2 separate regions of the Homo sapiens genome follow, and region 2 is linked to region 1. Evidence: read pairs that join two places in POLR2A ChIA-PET (ENCODE). Cell type or tissue: PC-3. All regions are shown on one strand. Links, peaks and the distances in the headings refer to the core of each region. The heading gives the core; the rest is flanking DNA. Region 1 overlaps AMMECR1 (AMMECR nuclear protein 1). Region 2 overlaps AMMECR1 (AMMECR nuclear protein 1).

Region 1 (2,921 bases), core at 190-2,689:
AATTTCTTAAAATATAAATACCCAACACCTTGTATATGGTTGCTTTGATAATAATGATTTACACGCATCCCTATAATTTTGACCTTTTTGGACCATGTAGGATAAAAACAAGCCAGAAAGTGGTACATACTGTTTTGCTTTTATAAAAAGTGAACTAGGGATGAACCAAATAAAATAATTTATAGATACCTTTAAATACATTTTAGCTTTTATAACAGATATAGAGTAGTAATCATCCAGTATCACGTCCTCTGCTTCTTGAGAAAAACTGCTTTCTACCTAGGACTACAATTATTTCGATAACTTCTTATCTCTCCTAATATATCATAAACTCCTAAGGCAAAATTAAGACAAGATTTGCAGGATGAACTGTTTAAACATGATTAAAAGGGGAAACAGCCTCGAAGGACCAGAGAGGTATTAAACTTTACAGATAGATGTAAAAATAGGGTAAATTTCTTATAGTTCACTCTCTCCCTATCAAACTTAAGAACCAAGAGCCCTGGTGCTGAAAAAGCCCATTTTCAGCTTCTCTCAACACTACCTTTTCACAGATGGCCTTTTCTGCCCCAGGCATTTTGCCTGTGGCTCTTAATCAAAGCAGCAGGGAGATTCCAACTGGAAACTCTAAAGATCTAAATGATGTGATAAGGAATTAGAATCTGATATACTCACTACACTTAATTTCTGTGGCAGTAGGTGCTATATGAATTCAGACAATTCTCTACAATTCAGGAGCCATTACCCATTCTGCAAATGGTTCCTGCTGCTTAGTTTCCACATTCTGCTGGGAATTTTGTGGCTACATCTCTGCACATTAGCACAACCTTGGGATAACGAAGGAGTGCATTAACCTCATGGCTAAAATGAGGATTCCAGTTTGAGCAGATAGTTCACCATGCTTCATGTGGATAATTTTGAGTAAAGAGCGTACAACAACCTAGGTTCCAAACTGTACCTTAAATTAAGTGCCTATAAAATCTGACAAATGTTTCTCATTTTGTAATTAATAAACTGAAACTATCAAATTAGGTATAAGTTTTAGGACTCAGGCCATCATCTCTTTTATAAAAAGGCAAAAAATGTAGGTTGTAAATTAAACTAATTAATTTTGCATTGTTTGTGATACATCTAATTTATTTCCCCAAAATGCATACTTTAGCCAGAAGTCTTGCCACAACCACTTGCCAAAAATTGTTTGGCCTTAACATCTCCAGAATGAGCTTCCATAACAATAATGTACAGTCAGAGGTGATTCATACAGCTTTTCTTTTCATAAGAAAAATCAATCTGGGTGATGCTACCATAAAGACTAATATTAAATGAGAGGGAGGAGGAACTTGTTTAATCTAAGTGTTCACAATGAGCCTAGAGTGGTTACCCAAATAATCAAGAATAAAAATGATCACACGATGGTCTACTATGACAGGGAAAATATTATGCTGCTTATAATGGCTTTAAACTCATACTGCTTTAGAAAAATGCCAGATTACAACACCAAAATATAAAAGCAAATTCAGTTTACAATGAATCCCATAAGTACCCAATCTAGCTAGGACCTTTGAAAGTAATAAAGTAGGTTTGTTAGCTATTTTCAGTATCTCAAAAAATCTAATGGAAAGTGAATATTTGTACCATGCAAGCAATCAATCCCCCCTCAAACTCCCCTGACACACAACCCCACTAACCCACACAGAACAAAATAAAACTCCAAAACAAAACACAGCACATCACCTTTTATGTGGTCATACTGTTCCCTAGAAAGGGCTAAACTTTCATTGCTAATTTCTTAGAATTAAGTAGTTCAACAAAAGTGGCATAGTTCACAATCAAGTTCTAGAACTGCCAGCACCTGCATAATTATTTCACTGCCGAGAGGTCTAAGTACAACAAAGGAGAAAAAAAGATAGTCTTTTAAGTGTGGTGACAGACCACAATCCTGTTTTGCTGAATAAGAATACATCTATTAATTACTTAATGTGTTCTAGAAAAATTACTGCCAACTTGAATTTACATAAAGAAATAGATCTGCATTTTGCTGGGAAATTTATTAGCCAAAATTTTAAGGAAACTTTCTTTTTCTTTTTTTTTTTTTTTTAAGAGATGGAGTCTCGCTCTGTCACCCAGGCTGGAGTGCAGTGGCGCAATCTTGGCTCACTGCAAGCTCTGCCTCCCGGGTTCATGCCATTCTCCTGCCTCAGCCTCCCGAGTAGCTGGGACTACAGGCACCCGCCACCACGCCCGGCTAATTTTTTGTATTTTTAGTAGAGACGGAGTTTCACCGTGTTAGCCAGGATGGTCTCGATCTCCTGACCTCGTGATCCGCTGGCCTGGGATTACTGGGATTACAGGCGTGAGCCACCGCGCCCGGCCAGGAATCTTTTTTGACTGAGATGTTTATATTCATCTATATTAGTGGTAATTTTCCTCTCTATAAAAGTATGTTTTCTAAGTACTAAAATTGGGGAAATGAATCTGCCTCTGCTTTCTAATATATAAAAGCCATAAACACAATACTGGAAATTATCTCCTTCAGCTCGGACAAAGAATATTTCTACTTTGAAGTCTTGAGCAATGATAAATAGGGTAATTTGTGGACTTTATCACCAAATTCTATGGATAGACTTTTATCAATAATTCTGAGCTCTCCATCCTGCTTCGTATTTTCTATAATCTTTCCTGCTTTTACCCAGATCCTTCAAGGTCAGACAAAGAATAGTCTATTTATAATAGTTCCATGTACTTCTCATAAACTTTTCATTACCTACACAAATACTATGTATTTTCACAATTGAGAAGAAATCCTCAGCCTCTTTATAAGATTTTATTTCAATCTAAAATCAAAATTTCAATTAGGAGAACATATGACTTGACTTTGACAAGTACTTTACATTTAAAAGATTATGTTTATATATATATTT
Region 2 (2,921 bases), core at 300-2,799, 48 kb before region 1:
CAGACAAGAAAACTAAAGTTATAAAATTTTCTCAAAACCTAGAGATGTGACTTAGTTTACTTTCCAAAGGCTAGTGGGGACAGGGTGGGCGGGGGGAAGAAATCACCTCCTAGCAAACATGCCTAATATGAAATAATGCTGTTTGCCTAATAAGAAATTAAGAAAAATAAAATTGTATTCATTAGAACTGTACATTGAGTATCTGACTCAATACAGTTTAACTTAGTCTACAAAAGAAATTTGTTCCTAAAAAGTTACATGTGGGTTGAGTTTACATAAATGAATTAATCTTAAAGTCAAGAGGAAAACAATAACATTCTATAGTGAGTTCTTCTACAAAGCAAAATACGTATTCATAAAGTGAATCGCTCCCTAATGTATTTGCCTAATTTAGACTTAAATATATAATGTTGACTTAAAACAGGATGATACAGTAATTAAATGGAGACATTAATGGCTTAGAGCATTTTTCTTCCTCAAGGGAATTCTTTTTGTGAACAGGAAATCTAGAAGGTACAACTTAAAAACTGGACTGTTTTTCACGTTTGTTGCCTACATTTAACTTGGCAATGGCCACTTTGAAAGTTAGGGACCTCTTCTTAAGACTTCTAAATGGCTAGTGGTGATTCATTCTCTGGACAATGAAACAGAAGCCATCTTTTAAAAAGGAGTATGTCACAGAATCATATTCTGTCAGAGTCCAAAGAGATCTTAGGTATCACTTAGTCCAACTTCTTCAGGTTCCTGAAGAAACTGAGGCCCAGAAAGCTCACAGAGCTGGGCAGTGGCAGTCAGGAACAGAACCCAGGTCTCCTTATTCCCAAAATTCAGCATTCTTTTAATTAAATGCTGGGGACACACACACACACACACACACAGGCAAATCATACATGAAATAATAGCTATAACAAAAGTACTAGGGAAGGGGCAGGGAGTTTATGGAATTCTGGGGAAGCAGCAGGCTAACTTCCTCCAACCAATAAACATGCTGCGAGTAAAACTGGAGACAACTTGAGGCGGCCTGAGAAGGGACTAATCAGCAGCGCATTTTGCTAAGAGAACCAACAGCTAATGGAAATTTGTATGCATTAAATCACCTTCTAAGAAGTTACTTTACTTTGTACAGCTTGCTTCCCCACTAGGCTTCTTATACATTGACTTGTTGATGCACAGCAAACTCTTTCTAGATGGCCAGGAAGCCTGAAGCCTTCCTTTCCCAACACTCCACGGCACTTAAAAAAAAAAAAAACATTTAAAGTAGAGCATCAAGAAAGGACTAATCTTAATGATAGTGACATCTTATAAAAAAACTCAACGTCCCTGGGAAAATATGTACTGTGAAAAGCATTTTCCTGGATATATGAAGCTCATATTTTTTAAGTTAGAAGAGAGAAAAAACATGATGTATATCATAGTTGGGAAAAACTAACCAAGAGGGGAAACATAACATATACAACCAGAAGTCATTTCGCTGGGTGACTTCATGAGTCATGCTTACCATCTGTGTATGAATGGGAACTCTGTTTTCAATGGCACATTAAGAGGAGCTAAAAAATGTAAACCTTTAAGGGGGGAGTGAGGGTGAAAAGAACATTAACTTCTAAAATATGTGGGAGATAATGACAGTAGCCAATTTATTCATCTCATCTGTTTACTCTCACGAAGGTTGTTACAAAAGCACCCTATTATTAACTGCAACTGAACACGTCAGAATTGAGCTGTGATCACTCAAGAGGTGTGCCTTGGAGGTTGCTTTTAAAGTGAAACACAGCTTTCTGAGTACCAGGAGTCCAACGAGGCTCAAATACAATGACAGATGCTTTGGTACTTTAGGGACAGAGTGAGATCAGGGGCCTGAGGTATAGCTTTATAGTCCAGGGACAGATTTTTGGCATCATACAATAACTGTGCTGGCCAGCCCCACCCAGCATGGGTTGATTCCATGTACGTATTGTGTGCTCCAATGGAACAGTCTGTCTTGGGACCACAATGTATTGCCCAGGTGACAGCTGTATAGAAAAAGTGAGATACCAGTGATCCAGGTAGCCAGATATAGGAGAAAGTGACTAATGGTTTGTGAAAATGTCATTAATCTTTTGAAATCTGATCTAAGGAGTTACTTTAGAATACAGAGAATATTTTTACTTCATGCCTTCAAGTGATCTTGTCTCTAAAGCACAGAAGTAAAAGACGCTTGATTACAATTTAGAAAATATTTTGACTTCTGTCAGCAAATTGCTACATTAGCTTCCACAAAATCACTGGTAACATACTTGCTATACGAATTCTTCTACAAACAAAAAGTTTATTCATTTATATCATCCTGAAAATGAGCACCTATGAGGTGACACACATAGAATCACCCCTCAAGTCAAGCTCCAGTCCATTGTAATGTCTGGTTTTATATCCTTTCAGATTTTTAAAAAGGAAACATGGCTCCCAAACAGTTTAACTCTACAAGTTCCAGGCTATGTCATTTTGGCAGGCTCCAACATGCTGCATGAGTTTTTCTTTCTTTACAAAGCACCATGTCTGTCAATCACCCTGTCATTCAGAATTAAGAAAATGATGTCAACTGAAGAACACAGAACAATGGTGATGAGTTTCCGTGTTCAAACACAAAGCATATCATGTCAGATTTATCTAGGGGAGCAATTTTCCTCATTTAACAACCATTTTAGCCTTGCAGGTAGACATTCCAATTTATCAGCTAATGAAATTTTTCCTCAAATTATTCACTCTTCATCCTTCTCATACCTACTAGGACAATAAGTACATCATGATGTGGGCAATGATCAGTTATTCTTGGAAGGGTGGGGCCACTGCTCTAATTTGTCCTTACTGCCTTTTGTGGATGGCTGTTATTTTTAATGACTGCCCAGATTCCTTCAGAGGCTACCCATAAACACTTATTTTAAATG

Evidence for each region. Peaks named below come from ENCODE experiments on the same cell type or tissue, not always from the same donor. Only the 100,000 strongest peaks of a DNase experiment are listed, where the experiment ranks them.
Region 2: POLR2A ChIA-PET joins it to region 1 with 5 read pairs; 3 of 35 experiments call an interaction of 5 or more read pairs at or near these places.

The regions. Positions count from the first base shown.
Region 1 is chrX:110,257,510-110,260,430 of GRCh38, forward strand. The region is part of intron 2 of AMMECR1 (AMMECR nuclear protein 1); the gene reads right to left. Among named protein-coding and RNA genes, the nearest start is that of SNORD96B, 34 kb to the left of the region's middle. In PC-3, for the core only: no CTCF peak of the experiment used is centred there; no DNase peak of the experiment used is centred there; H3K27ac peaks cover 429 bases.
Region 2 is chrX:110,209,018-110,211,938 of GRCh38, forward strand. The region is part of intron 3 of AMMECR1 (AMMECR nuclear protein 1); the gene reads right to left. Among named protein-coding and RNA genes, the nearest start is that of SNORD96B, 15 kb to the right of the region's middle. In PC-3, for the core only: no CTCF peak of the experiment used is centred there; a DNase peak (open chromatin) is centred at 1,604; H3K4me3 peaks cover 402 bases; H3K27ac peaks cover 2,500 bases.